Linked DNA regions of Homo sapiens: region 2 is linked to region 1. The links are chromatin loops, found by intact Hi-C in ENCODE. Cell type or tissue: natural killer cell. All regions are shown on one strand.

Evidence for each region. A loop is a pair of places that touch in the nucleus more often than their neighbours do. Peaks named below come from ENCODE experiments on the same cell type or tissue, not always from the same donor. Only the 100,000 strongest peaks of a DNase experiment are listed, where the experiment ranks them.
Region 2: a loop joins it to region 1, with 14 times the contacts of the local background. A loop is called at or near these places in 63 of 110 quality-filtered maps.

The regions. Positions count from the first base shown.
Region 1 is chr7:7,591,311-7,599,310 of GRCh38, forward strand. MIOS (meiosis regulator for oocyte development) reads left to right here. Exons shown (of 13, transcript NM_019005.4): 10 at 3,670-3,822; 11 at 4,947-5,151. Among named protein-coding and RNA genes, the nearest start is that of MIOS, 28 kb to the left of the region's middle. In natural killer cell, CTCF peaks have their summits at 4,298 and 4,497; DNase peaks (open chromatin) are centred at 4,341 and 5,061; H3K27ac peaks cover 188 bases.
Region 2 is chr7:8,212,675-8,220,674 of GRCh38, forward strand. ICA1 (islet cell autoantigen 1) reads right to left here. Exons shown (of 14, transcript NM_001136020.3): 6 at 5,631-5,829. It overlaps LOC124901587 (a long non-coding RNA gene), which reads left to right. Exons shown (of 3, transcript XR_007060207.1): 2 at 1,012-1,134; 3 at 2,852-2,977. Among named protein-coding and RNA genes, the nearest start is that of ICA1, 45 kb to the right of the region's middle. RefSeq lists an enhancer at 2,265-3,464. In natural killer cell, a CTCF peak has its summit at 4,988 (motif pointing left); a DNase peak (open chromatin) is centred at 4,967.

The DNA of each region.
Region 1 (8,000 bases):
TTTGAGACAGGGTCTCGCTCTCTCACCCAGGCTGGGGTGGATCTCAGCTCATTGCAGCCTCCAGGCTCAAGCAATCCTCCCACCTCAGCCTCCCAAGGAACTGGACCACAGGTTCACGCCACCACTCCTGGCTAATTTTTTGTATTTTTGACAGAAATGGGGTTTCACCATGTTGCCCAGGCTGGTCTCAAACTCCTGACCTCAAGTGATCTGCCCGCCCCGGCCTCCGAAAGTGTTAGGATTACAGGCATGAGCCACCACGCCCAGCCTAAATTCTGATTTTTAATGTTTAAGTAAATTTGTTTTCCTTGCAACCATCAATAAAATGTTTTCTATTATTTATATGTAGGATAATCTTTTTGGGTTTCTTCCAAGATTTTTCCTTTACCTTTGATTTTTCAGTAGTATGACCTTAATGTACCTGGTTGTGGTTCATTTTATCCTGTTTGTGGTTCACTGAGCTTCTTGGATCTGGAAGTCTGTTTTTCAGCAGATTTGGGAAGTACGGGGATATTATTTCTTTAAATATTTTTTTCTGCCTCAATCTTATTCGGTTTTTCTTCTAGGACTCTTATTACATATGTATTAAACCACTTCATAGTGTTCGTAGGTGCCTGAGGCTCTATTCTTCTTCCTTCCATGTTTTTTTTCCCACTATTCTTCAAATTGGTTAATTTTTTTTTTTTTTAAGACAGAGTCTTGCTGTGTCACGCAGGCTGGAGTGCAGTGGCACAATATTGGCTCACTGCAACCTCCACCTCCCAGGTTCAAGCATTCGAGTGATTCTCATGCCTCAGCCTCCCGAGTAGCTGGGATTACAGGCATGTGCCACCACACCTGGCTAATTTTTTGTATTTTTAGTAGGACATGGTTTCACTATGTTGGCCATGCTGATCTTAAATGCCTGTCCTCAAGTGATCTGCCCGCCTCGGCCTCCCAAAGTGCTGGGATTACAGGCGCAAGCCGCTGTGCCTGGCCCAGATTTGTTGATTCTGTTGACTTATTCCATCACCTCTGTCTGCTGTTAAACTTCCCAGGGAATTGTTCATTTCAGTTATTGTGCTTTTCAGTTACAGAATCTTAACTTTGTTACAGTTTACTTTAGCAGTCCCCAACCTTTTTGCCCCAGGGACTTTTTAGCACCAGGGGGTTGGTTTAGGGATGATTCCAGCACATTGTATTTATTGTGCACTTTATTTCTATTATTATTGCACTGTAATACATAATGAAATAATTCTACAACTCACCATAATGTAGAATCAGTGGGAGCTCTGAGGTTATTTTCCTGCAACTAGATGGTCCCATCTGGGGATGATGGGAGACATTGACAGATCATCAGGCATTAGATTCTCATAAGGAGTATGCAGCCTAGATCCCTCACATGTGCAGTTCACAGTAGGGTTCACTGTCCTATGAGAATCTAATGCCACCACTGATCTGACAGGAGGCAGAGCTCAGGCACTAATGTGAGGGATGGGGAGCAGCCGTAAATACAGATGAAGCTTTGCTTATTGCCCTGTCACTCACCTCCTGCTGTGTGACCCAGTTTGTACCAGGCTGTGGACCTGGGGGTATATTGGGGGTTGGAGCCCCCTGGTTTACATTTCTCGGTTCAGATTCCTTATCTCTTCACTAATCAAAACACTATTTTCCCAAGCCCTTCTGATTTGGTCAGACTCAATCTCTGAACTATTTTCATTACAGATCATGTTGTGGCTTGATTTTAGGCTTTATTGGAGAGGATCTAGAGAAGACTTACTGTATATGTATTGACCAAATTCTTACTTAGTTTATCCCCTTCTTGCCATATAAGGGGAAAGAATGAGATGTGAAAACATCTTATTTTTCTGTGAATTTTCTTTTTAAACCAGGGATTATATGCTACTTTGGTACTTAGTTCTGCCTACTTGGTCATAATTAGGGCTAGAGTAGACCTCTACTTTTTTAAGAAATGAAATTGTAAGCTATGTGTTTCACATGTTCTTTTAGCTAAATTTAACTCTGGTAATTAACACTGAATTTAATAGATGAAAGATATGTTGCTTCAGTTTTTGATTGGATGTCTAAAGATTATATTAGCTCTTACAGATTTTTGTTCTTTTTTTTTATAAGTAAGATATACGCCAGGTTCTCTCTGAAATTTCACTTTTCTATTGGCCCTCAAGTAGGACTGAGAAAACTAACCTTCAGATTGATGCCAAAGCATCATTGGAAGTAGAGACTTTCTCTCCTTTCTCCATTATGTAAAGTTAAGGAAGATATCCTGGACAGGGCTGAAAGTCTTCTAAGAAAACCTAAAGCGGCCGGGCACGGTGACTCATGCGTGTAATCCCAGCACTTTGGGAGGCCGAGGTGGGCAGATTACCTGAGGTCAGGAGTTCAAGACCAGCCTGGCCAACATGGTGAAACCCCATCTCTACTAAAAATACAAAAATTAGGTGGTGGCACACCCCTGTAATCCCAGCTACTCAAGCAGGAGAATTGCTTGAGCCCGGGAGGCAGAGGTTGCAGTGAGCCGAGATCGTGCCACTGCGCTCCAGCCTGGCCGACAGAGTGAGACTCTGTCTCCAAAAAAAAAAAAAAAAGAAAAAGAAAAGAAAAAAAGAAAACCTAAAGCAAGCATAGATGAAATGTGGAATGTCACAGCTGCCAGGGAAAATACAACTTTAGGAAAATTATTACTGGCAAGAACTTGAAGATCTTAATGAGAAGAACTCTAAAGTAAATTTAACTAAAACAAGGTGTTGCTTTTAACTGTGGCTACGGGCAAAAGAACTAAGAAGGTATTTGGTTTGGTTTTGCTTTTTCTTGTTCTGTTATTATTTTTAAGGCAAGAAATGTATGTTTTAATTGAAGGCAAGAGTAAGAATAGACAGGTTTAACTTACAGATAAGTAGATATATAAAAGCAGCATCTCAGTTCACCGTGCATTGCTAGATAGGAAGGACCAAGCTAACTGTTAGTTCAGATGTGACTGAGCAATTTTGGTGTGCATTTGGACTTTTTTTTTTTTTTAAATGGAGTCTCATTCTGTCACCCAGACTACAGTGCAACGGCACAATCTCAGCTCACTGCAACTTCCGCCTCCCGGTTCAGGCATCAACCTCCCAAGTAACTAGGATTATAGGCGCCTGCCACCACACCTGGCTAATTTTTGTATTTTTACTAGAGACAGGGTTTCACCATGTTGGCCAGGCTGGTCTCGAACTCCTGACGTCAAGTGATCCGCCTACCTCGGCCTTCCAAAGTGCTGAGATTACAGGCATGAGCCATCACGCCCAGCCTGTATTACATTTGGATTTGATAGTAAACAGAGTTTGTGAACCCAGAGGTTTTTAATTGCTGGGACAAAGGGTATTCGTATCACTGTTTACAACATTCAACCACGAAGTTCTATTTTCTTAAACTTAACTAAAAGGTAGAGAATTAGACTTCCCTGGGCAGGTATGATATATAAAGTACATATTTATGTCATTAGTGGAACCCAGCTTGAGATAAATTAATGGAGCTTCCATAAATTTTCTTTATTCTCATTAGGAGCCAGCTTTTGGCAAAAAAAAAAAAAAAGGCCTATTTCTTCTGTGTTACTCATACTTACATGCTACCCAGAAGTCTCTGGCCTAGCCAGGAGATTTTAAACAATTGAAATAATTCATGTTTTCGTTTTAGGGTTCACCTTTAGATGTTCTTAAAGATGAAAGGGTTCAGTACTGGATTGAGAATTATAGAAATTTATTAGATGCCTGGAGGTTTTGGCATAAACGAGCTGAATTTGATATTCACAGGAGTAAGTTGGATCCCAGTTCCAAGCCTTTAGCACAAGTAAGTACATTGTTTTGGAGAAAATCAAATTGTAACATGTTGATGTTCAATTTAATAAGTTACTATTAGCTCATTATTTTGCTTATATTGAGTTCCCATTGATGTCTTTGTCTTTTGTAGACTGAACTTTGTCCTTGATCTTCCTGTCCTTTGGTTCTGCTTCTTGCTAACAATCATCTCAGTGGCTTGAGCTTTAGTCGCAGATAGAACAAACCACAGCAGGCCTGAAGTTTTCCAGTGTATTTCCAGCCCTTTCAGATTCTAAACTATTACATTATCTTATAAATTCCACTTGTGTATTAAGTTTTTTAGCATTATTTATGTGCAGTAAGGCAGGATTTGGGTTTTTTAGACTTTAGCAGTATTACCTATATCTATATGTTTAATTACACATGGAAATTTTTTTTTAGCATTAGTTTAAAAAATGAGATTGTTGTCACATAAGGTATACCACATTAAATCACTGTGTCTTAGTTCAGATATTAAATATTATGTTATCCTCAATATGAGCACTGGATGGTGCTATTTTCTTATTTTAGGAACTTGAGAAAGTGCTTATGTTAAAACCAGAGTGTTGATAAAATAGCATTACATGGTAGTACATGTTACTAATCTATATGATAAGTGATTAAGAGCCTAGCAATTTACGGTAAAAACAAAATGAACAGCTTCTATTGCTATTATTCTAAAAATTTAACTATTTACCATTATAAGTTTGTTAACTCTCTTTGTCTTAGGAACAGCGTTTTCTTTATAAGAAAATTTTGTTCAGAAGATTATATCACTGAACTGTGGTTTAGAAGTCATATTGGGATATTTTGTAATGGCCCAGTGTGAATTCTGAAGTCATTGTTATTTCTAAAATGTTGGAGTCTAAAGTTTGAGTTCTTCCACCAATTTCAGTGGTATTAGTAAGAATATAATTAAAAAGGAAGTACCCCAAAAATGTAATTGCTAGGTATAAATTTTAAATGAAAGCTAGTCAACCTTAGCAGATCAATTTTGAAATATAAAATAAAGTTTTTTAAAAGTATTTAAAAATAATTTGTTAGGCGCACACTAAGTTATTTAGCATTCCATTATGGTTTGCATTACATTTATTTTTTCTTTCATTTGTTTTGTAGGTTTTTGTGAGTTGCAATTTCTGTGGCAAGTCAATCTCCTACAGCTGTTCAGCTGTGCCTCATCAGGGCAGAGGTTTTAGTCAGTATGGTGTGAGTGGCTCACCAACGAAATCTAAAGTCACAAGTTGTCCTGGCTGTCGAAAACCACTTCCTCGATGTGCGCTTTGTCTCATTAATATGGGAACACCAGTTTCTAGCTGTCCTGGTATGACATAATTTTACAAAATACTTTTATGAACTGAAATGATTCTTACATAATTGAGTTAATGTTGCAAATAAAATACAAACTAGCTAGAGTTATTATTTCTAAGAAAGGGCAGTTTACTAGCTTGAAGGCTTTTATGTTCCTATAATTTATGAACTATGAAAACTAAAAGCAAAATCTATATCTATTGATACTTCAGGTAATTTCACAAGTTCTGACCAATTTAAAGTTTGTGAGAAAAACTTAAATATGAAATAATCTTAATATATTACCATTTTCTTATCACTGTTTCCACTAAGAGGAGTTCGTTCAAATTTGATTATTTAAAAGTCAGTATACCCGCACCTATTAACAGATACTTTGTATTTCTAAGGATCTTTTGACATCATTAAAGCACTTTGACATTTCTTCCTTCATCTTCAAAACCTACCTATAAAATACATGAGAGAAGGGTCAGTTGCAGTGGCTCATGCCTGTAATCCCAGCTCTTTGAGAGGCCAGGGTGGAAGGATTACTTGAGCCTGGGAGTTTGAGACCAGCCTGAGCAAAATAGTGAGACCCCATCTCTATAAAAAATTTTTTTGGCCGGACATGGTGGCTCACGCCTGTAATCCCAACACTTTGGGTGGCCGAGGCTGGCAGATCACAAGGTCAGAAGATCAAGACCATCCTGGCAAACATCGTGAAACCTCGTCTCTACTAAAAATACAAAAAATTAGCCGGGCGTGGTGGCACACACCTGTAGTCCCAGCTGCTTGGGAGGCTGAGGCAGGAGAATTGCTTGAACCCGGGAGGCAGAGGTTGCAGTGAGCCAAGATCATGCCACTGCACTCCAGCCTGGGCGACAGAGCAAGACTCTGTCCTAAATTTAAAAAAAAAAAATGTTTTTAATTAAAAAATAATAATAAATAAGAAAATACATAGAGAAAGTATTAGCCTAGAAGTCAGGTCCCTTGACTTCTAGATTTTGATGCTGCTTCTGCTGTTTGTCAGTTACCTAGTAAATTTATATATATATATATATATATATATATATATATATATATATATATATATGAAGGCAATACGTAATGTTTTAAATGTACATTTTAGTTTTGATTTAAATTTTAATCAAGGATTTTTATTTTATACATTGCATACTGACCACTCTTTTATGTTACTCTGGTCCTAATAAACAGAAAATAACAATTTGGAATATATACATATACACACACACACAGTGTTCGTTTTTGTTTGTTTGTTTGTTTTGTTTTTTGAGACAGGATCTCACTCTGTCACCCAGGATAGAATGCAGTGGCATGATCTCGGCTCACGGCAACCTCTGCCTACTGCCTCCTGCCTCCTGGGCTCAGGTGATCCTCCCACCTCAGCCTCCCAAGTAGCTGGGACCATAGGGTTTCACCCTGTTGCCCTGGCTGGTCTTGAACTCCTGAACTCAAGCGATCCACCTGCCTCAGCTTCCCAAAGTGCTGGGATTACAGGCATGAGCCACCATGCCCAGCCTATATTTTTTAATGGTTAGAAATATTAAGATTATTTTTTATTCTTTATAGTAAACATATGGGAAAAAATTTTGAGAATAGTAGATAATTAAATATCTTATACCTGGTGGCTGGAATTATTCCAGCTCTTTACCTAACTTGAAAATGATACTGTGGCACAATTTTCAATTAAAATCATTTTGGGTATTTGGCACACAGGTGTAATGAATAAAGAACTGGTTAGAGTGTCAGAATGTCTGTTTTAATTCTAACTCTGTGACATGCAGTCTGTGACACTGAGAGTTACTTGCACCTTCCTCTGGACTGGAGATCCTTTCTAGTGCAGACATTTTATAATTCTATTCTGTATCGTGTTCATTTAAGTAGTCTGCTTTATCATTACATTAACATTTATGAAAGACTTGCTGGTATCATTGGCTTAGCGATTATTTTTCCATCTAGATGCTTTTTTTAAAGAAATGAAGAGAATATGTAATGTTTTAAATGTACATTTTAGTTTTGATTTAAATTTTAATCAAGGATTTTTATTTTATACATTACATACTGATCACTGTTTTATGTTAACTCTGGTCCTAATAAACAGAAAATAACAATTTGGAATATCTACAACAATGAGAGCTCGAGGTAAAATATAGCATAAATAAGACATATATGTGTATGAACTGAGATATATAGAAATAATTAAATGTAACACATCTTTTGGACCATAAGCCTCAGGAAGCTATAAGGATTATTTGCATTCTTACACCTGGGCACTCTTCCTTTTTGCTGAATACCAGTTTTTCAATCTTTTCTATTTTTGAAATAGGTAAGAAAAGAAAATAATTTTCTAGAATTTGAAGAAAAATCTTAAAACATTTGAAATTCTTTGTTATGATGACTAATATAACGAATAGCACTCAGGTTTATCAAATATTAACATTTTTCCATATTTGTTATAGAATTTTTTTCCATATTTGCTACAGAAATAATTTCTTTATATATATAATACATATTTGAACACTGATTTTACTTGATACATTAATATAATGCTGATGTGCTGAGATGAATAAATCAAAGAACCTCTTGGAGCTCTTGGTGTGCAATAAGCATAGTTAACGAATATAAAATAAGTGATATTTTCTAGAAAATAAATACTGGTCTACAATGCCTTATCTGTCATTTCAAAGTCTCTAAAAAGATCTGAAAATCCAATGCCTTTTAAAAATAAAATTACGGTAATCTCATTTGACCACAAAACCTGTTCAGAATTGATGTGAGGCTATTAAGATATTTATTTCTCTTATTTATTAGTGAATATTCATCTTTCACTACAGAAATACTAACGAGTTTGATTACAGGGTGCTT
Region 2 (8,000 bases), 620 kb after region 1:
TGGTCACAGCTGGTGTCAGCAAGGGCGGGGACGGAGTGTAGCACCATCCTGACTCTGAGGTCACGCTCCTTCCTCCTCTCCATTTCCAGTCAGGAGCAGCAGCCAGCCAGCCACCAGCTCTGCAAGTTATCTGTTTCATGCATGTTATTTTAAATGGTCTTGGCTTCACCCTAAAGCTAATTTTTGCTATTTACCAAGTTCCATGGGGAAAATCAATAAAGATGAGGCTTTCATCCAAAGCCTCATCTCATCCAATTCAGAACTGGAAGCATGGGTGTAATTGTTTGTTCCCTTCCAAGTTGTGCCATGTGAAAACAGCAGGCTTTTCCTTCGGCATTCACATACTCTAAAAAAGCAGCAACCCACGGGTGGGGTTTGGCAGCTAGAGTCAATCTACTTGAATCCACAAAAAACAGGCACCCCAGTTAAACAACCAAACCCAAACAACAGGCACACAACAAAACCTACAAATGAAAATGGCGAGTTATGAAACAAATACATTTAAGAGAGCATTAGTTTTACAAAAGAAATTCTCCTCATAAAAGAACTCAATCCACTGTATAGAATTCTAGAATTAGCAGAGGAAGAGCAGATAATGGAATAAGCCCCCTACCCTACCTCCTTTATATATGAATTAAGCAAAGTCCTGAGAGATATTAGCGCTTAAACATTTAACACTGGTTCACTGTATGGATCCAAACTGGAAATGTTCCCCATTCACTCAACACAACTCACTGGCATAGGGGGAGGTGTCCCAGCCCTACCTTAGACACTGAAGTAAAGCAGAAACTGGTTTAATCCAGAGAGCTGAATGGCCCAGGCAGAAAGGAAAGGCCTTCGTCCTACAGCCTGAGATGGTTGAGCAGTGACACTCTTGCATTACTTAGTGTCTCCAACTCTCATGGGACCTGCCCTCAATTGCTAAAAGAGCCTGACCTCTGACAAAAACCAATGATTTCAGCAGTAATTAATGATACTGTCAAATTAATTAACCCAAGTCTTTGTTCACAGGAAACCCATCCCCCATATCAATACTGCTGTTTACCAGTCCTTGACCAAGTGCCATAGACCCAAACCTTCACAATCAGGACACCGGAGCACCACTGACTGATGGCCCTAATAAGGTCCCACCGAGTAAGCCACCAACATTTGTTAATAAACCTTCTCACCACATATCCTTTGATAATATGATTAGTGCATGAACAGTCTCCAAAACCTAACACTATTTTAAATAGATACGCACCTGCAAATACCAGTGAGTATCACTCATTTCCTATAATACCTTTTAGCTATCCTTTTGAATTATGGTGATGAAACACTAGACAAATGCTGTAGGATTTCATTAGCCGTTTAATAAATGGCCCTCATTAAAACACTGGTCCGCTTGTCCTTGTCTATGAGGACTCAGACTCCTATAAATGCCCACGTATACATTTCTATACTATCTCTTTAGAGGATTCAGGACTATTTTCTTACACCTAACACAGCTTTTATCCCATTTAGAATAATTACCCTCCATCCCATTTCTGACTTTCAAGAAAAACAAGACACTTAATTGACCACAGGAGGACTCTCTCAAGGGCATTCAGGCTGCGAAAGCTCTGCAGCAAGCTCACAACTTCAGCTGATGTAATCTGCTACAAGAAGCTGACTTCTACTTTTAAATCATACCCTTTTACTCTGCCTTCAAAGAGCACATATATCACACGTTGTAACTTTGCTCATAAAATACCTCGTGGTCTTGGGGTGAATCACGCTGTCAGGAGGAACTTCCAACTGCACACAGCTCAGCCCTGCCCCTTTAAATCCATCCACCTTTTCCTATTATGTATTTGGTCTTGAGAACAGCTATGTGCAGCCACACTCTCCAGGTATCCCGTCCCTCATGGTCATATTGACAAGGAGCAGATGCCTGGCAGGGTCCTTCTTGAAGGCTGGACTCACGCTTTCCCACCTCTTTGTATTTCCACCCCCGACACAGACACTTAATAAATGCTCTTAATGTTGATGTTGAGAGCTCTGTCGTCAGGCCTCTGTGCTTCACAGGGTGCCAGAAGGAAAACAGATTGCTTTGTTTAACTTCAGGTTTTTCATTCATCATTTCAGTCATGCTCACTGTGTGCTATTTAAAAGGTTTCTTGGCAATCTGAAGACACTATGAAAAAAGCCTTGGTTGGAAGTGAAAATACACTTGAACTTGCGATTTATTTATGCTTATTCTACTTATTTCTAAAGACAATGAAGAGCTCAGCAATTAAAGTGGTGCTACCACGGAATCTGGTAGAGGTCAGAACAGCCCATTTCTCTCTGGTCTACCTCCCCCTTCATTTCATGGTTACCTTATGTCTCATCCGGGTTTGTGTAAAAGCCTCCCAGTAGTTCTCCCAGCCTCCAAGCTTAGGCCCTCGCAATCCCTTCTCCACCTTACAAAGAACACAAACCTGATCATGCCTCCTGCCTTCCCTACACCCTCCCACTACTCCGTCCCCTTAGAGCGGTGTCTTTTCTATTCCAGTCCTGTCTCCCTTTCTAACCCCATGGTCAGGGCACCCCCATCTCCACACTCACCTCACCTTCTGTGCTCTGGTTCTAAGCACGCTGCTCCTTTCCCCTAAAAGGCCTTTCGTAAATTGCTTTCTCAGCCAGGAATGCTGCTCTGTTGCTTCTACTCCTTCTACCCAGCTCTTTCCTACCCATCCTTCACATTTTGTTTAGTGCCACCTCCTCCAGGAAGCCCCTTCCAGGAGCTCCTGCAGCACCACGTGCCACCATAGACACTACTGTTCACCATGCGCCACCACAGACACTACTGTTCACCATGCTGTACTATGTTTACTTGCTCTATCCACAGATGACTGCACAAGACAAGATGGCAATGATCAATCTGCCTCCTTACTGCTGTATTCCCCTGGATGCTGCCTGAACAGGGCCCAGCTTCAATATCATTTGTTGAATGGACAAATAAATGAATGAGTGGATACTAAGGAATCCAAATAGGGAGATCACATCCATGAGGTATGAATTAGAATTTTGTCTCCACCAGAAAGTGTGAACTCAAAAAAGAGAATTTATAGCAAAATACTACTTTAGCTCAGGATTCATCCTTTAAGACGTGAAGGTGGCAGCCGGCCCCGAGGAGACTGAAACTCCCCCTCCCACAGTCACTCCTGAGGAGCCACTTGCAGCTGGATAGCTCTCCTAGATGACTCAGAAACACGTTTAGGTAACACATCCCTGGGAGAGAAATGGAGACTCTGTTTAAAATGGAATCCTACTGGGACAAAACACTAAAGCTTGCTCAAAGTTAAATGTCATGTTGTAAACTCCAAGTGAAGGGAAAACTCCACAATTTAAATTCATTCTAAAGAGGGCAGCAAGCCTCACATTAATAACGCAACTTCTTACCTGCAAAACCACATAAGTCAATTTCCAAAACATCATGAGGTCAGCTGCAAATGGCGGGAATGCCCTACAGGTTTGAGAAAACATGGGTGTGGCACTTCCAAATCAGTGCCTGGAATCTTGTCATCTGTTATGTATGTGCTCATTTGGGGTCAAGTGCTGGACTGGCCCTGGGGTGATGGCTGTGAAGATCCCCAACATGGTTTCTGTCCTTGTGGAGAGTCTGGTCTAATCAAATATACACTTGAAGACAGGCTTATTTAAAAAAAGATTCTAAGTACACCATGTTTAGCTGTTAAATTGAATCCAGCACACATGGGATTGGGGAGTAAGGCTTCAGCAACTTCTGCATGGCAAAGGATTTTTTTTTAAAAAAACATGTTTTCCAAAATCAACAGACTGATGACACCAAGGAATGGGTAATGTTTCAACACTCAAACCAAATGACGAACGGGCTTGGTTTTTATTTCGTCCTTACAGTTAGTAACCACCCCCACAAAACAAAACCAAAAAAAAAATTCCACATAAAATTCTTCTGCCTTCCAGAATAATCATATATTTATCTTTATTACCTGGCACATAGGAGGTGTTCAATAAATATTAATTGAGTGAATAAATCACAAGAGAGGAATTAGTATGAAAGGCCTTTTTCAATTTTAGGTATTCTCTCTTAGAGAAGAAAATTATGTGTATTTTGAATGATTCTGACTCTCATTTACCTCTCTGATCTTGGGCTAATTTCCTAACATGGGTATCATTTTCCTCGCTTATAAAATAAAATCGGTGTCTTGGTTATTGTGAGGAGTAAAGGAGGCAACAGATACAAATGATAAGCACTCTGCCCTGCAGGCAATTTTTTTCACCCTCTTCATTCTCCTCAACCCTCAAATAAAGTGCTAAAGACAAACCAAATTATTGGCCTGATTAGAAAGTTAGAAAACTTCAAAAGTAGCCTGGGCTCACCAGCATCTAGCTAGCAATCCTTTAAAAATGTTATTTACAATTTTGGGGCTTTGATTTTTCTCTTCTATAAGATGAGCGAGTTTCACCAGAGGATCATGAGCAGCCTTTTTAGTCCTGATTTTCTATGATTCAGAAGCCTACCTTTTGAAGAAGTCAGATGTTGCTGACACATGAAGAACATCTGCGATCAGAAATAAAATGGACCCTGCTTTCTCTTCAGAGGGAAGGGTTCTAAATCACAAACCAAGATAAAACTTGACTTTAAAGAAATCAATCTATATCTAGGTCAAGAATTGGTGACCGTATTCTTAAGGACCAGAAGGTCCCTCCTTCCCTCCACCTCTACACAGCTAACCTCCAACGCAAGTGATGGTTCTATTTGTAGCTCTGCAATAATGTACATAATAAGAAATCTAGGGATTTTAAGCAATATCACAATTACAAATGGATCATTTGAAGTGAGTAAGACAGTTGACACAATATTATGTCAAGCCTAACATTTGGCTGATTCTTTTTTCTTTCACACTCTGAAATATATCCAGGCGACCAAACAAAGAACTACCAAGATTGTACACAACAAAAATCTCGCTGCATTTTCATAAATATTCAGTGTAAGACTGCCACCTAGTGGTGTGATGTATTCTTGTATGACAAAATCAAACTGCTAAATTGACACAATTAAAAAACCAACAAGATTGTTCTTTACTGCTCACCAAATCTTTCAGTGCATATCCAAATCTTTAAGAGCATAGCCATCTCTTCAGCCACATATTTTCCTCAGAAAAATTTCTGAGGAATGCTGCATGAGTTAACCCTGCAACTAAACCCCACTGCTTCTGAACATATCGCAAAACAAAGGAGCATTATTATTCTATTAATTTTAATATGCATTAGCGATTTTAAAAGATTTCCCCAGTAGTCTGTTCTAACCTCCCAGATTCATTTGATCTAATCTTGATTTTTAGTTATGCATGAAAAGGCATTTAAATGTGACAATCTTACAAAAAGTGCACATTATAAGAAAATCTGACTTCAATTAAAAGCAGTTATGAAATCCCAGCAATTTCCAGCTGTCTCTTCTATCTTATCCTTTAGAGAATTATGTATCACATTAATTGGTATTCTGTCACATAAAAAGACACCAGCGATGATTAATTGCATCCTTGGTGCTTTTGAGTTATGTCTTCTTCACCAGAGGGATTCAAATCACACCTCATTACCTTCCAGCAGGTACCCCTTCTGCTAACCCTCATAAAACCTCCTACCTTCCTGAACTTCTCCATTTGCTTGTAGAGGTCTGGATCAAGCTCCTGAGACACGTCCTTCATCCATAATAGTGCTCCTCTATATTCCGTCCTGCACTGTTCCATGCGGTTCACCGTCAGCCAAGTATCTGAGATGGCCCGATGCCGAAAAGTCTCCACTTCTTGGTGAAATCGACACAAAGGATTTCGTAAGGCCAACCTAGACAAGAGGACAAAGCCACACTCTCAAAACTAAGCCAGTGAGCAATTTAAATCCTTGACATTCTGCCAATCTTAGACTCGTGAGTCTAGAACAGTACCTGGAATGTAGAAGATGCTCCATCAATATTTGCTGAATAATAATCGAAATGCATGTAGTTCCAACTGATTAGTCAGCCAGAGAAGATTATCCATGTACCCATCCCTTAGTTTACTGCTACTAACTGGACCACTGGCAAGCACCTCCATCCGCGTTGTTGGGGGTGGTCTTGAGCCTGGGCTGAGTGCTCATTTGAAGCTGGGGCCAATCCCGTGTTCATGGAGGATGGCCAAGGCATGACCACTGCCCATTTCTACATTTGGCCCTTTGAGGAGGAATGGAGCGTATGTGATTAGCATCTCTCCGACTAGGCCATTTTAGATCACTCTCCAAAGGCCAAGGCATCTGCTGCTCACTCCAATAGTCACAGAGGAATGAAATATGAGCAGAAGCATTTTGAAATGGTATAGGAAGGGGGACCAGCACATTTACTGAGAGGCTGTCGTGTGTTAGCACTTTCAGATAGGTTACATGATTTAATCCTTGTTAAAAAAACCTTGAGGATACTATACCAGAAATGAAAGTGATGAAGTAGGTGTAAAATTATTATAATGTTGGCTATAACATATGCCCTTTACCCAGCCAAAAAACATTTAAGGCATATTAAACTTTGGATAAAATACTTATCTTGGGGAAAAACACTGCTTCTTCCATCTCCCTACCCAAAAATGAGCAATGTCAGATGAATTATACTCTTAAAATATACTCTTCTTCATGAAGTTTCAGGGCACAGGTGCCAAAAAATGAATATTTAAATTTCAATTTAAATGCAAACTTATTTAGCTAAAGGGAACAATGGTGTCAGTGAACTGAAGTCAGCTTTTGGAAATTCCATCAACGTCTGCAATGCCTTACGTGCGTGTAGCACGGTAAGATTACAAATGGTGCAATGAACTATTTAAGAAAAAATTTCCTTTTACTATTTCCCCTAGTTTTCTTCTTCTCTGTAAAGTATTGTTTTTAAATATTGAGTACTTGTATAAGAATAACCTGCTCACACTGTCCTACCTAGATGTTGCAGATTATTTTCAAAGACATTGTTGTGCCATAAAGTAAGCTTGTTATCCCTGTTGGTTTAATTTAATACTCACCTTTCATCAAATAGAATATATGGCTGTTGCAATGACTACCAAATAAGTCTGTAAAACAAACACTGGTGTGAAGGTTTGTGTAACTGATGACTTCTACTTAAAGACATCAAGAGTCCTCAGCTATCTCCCTAACTATTCTATTCATTTCTAGATTCTTTGTTTCTCTTCCTTTGCCTAAGAATTTTTCTCACTGAAGTTAGTGATAATTATATGTTTAACACATGACAACTTACTCTATGAAATATTTTTTTAGGAATCAATTATTCTTGCAAGGTTGGAAAAGGTCCTATATGCACAGAAAGTATCTATTAAGAGGTTAAAAGTAGATCATTTTATTAGTAAAAATTTTAGTTGCTTTTTAATTTTCACTTTTTGGTTTGTCTCTATTTTAAAATTTTTCTAGAATGAATATGTATTTTTACATAGAAAAATTATAAATAATACTAAATGGTAAGATTTAAGATGATAAACAAATACCTTTCTTGGGAAATGTGTGGAGAACTACTAGAAATGGTTTCATTCAAGCATAAAAGTTGGCATTGCCCCCAAAGTCAGGGTCCAAATGTCATCAGGAAGAACCAAAATGCCCAGGAGAAGGCATCACTGAAAAACAGACACAGCAGGTCTCTTTTTTCCTCCTCTTTCTTGGGTTTTCAAAGGAACAACCATGTACCATGCTGCTGGCCTGCTCTTGGCCCACACGGAGGGAAAGCAGCAAGGAGACATTAACAGAAGAAAATGTTGGACAATTTGAGTAAGTGAAATTTCTATAGCTTGAATATTTGTGGGAACTACCTACATTCTGCCTACTACTAGTGAGTGACATTTTGGGGGTTTGTTAGTTACTGGGAGAGAAGGGAACGAGGAGGAGTGTCACTTTTCTCAGGCGCAGAGAGTGACTGTGTGCAGGGGCTCCTGCTTATTTAACATCCACCATAAAAATGAGTCACGGTTGTGTTAAAAAAAAATGCCACTCATCTA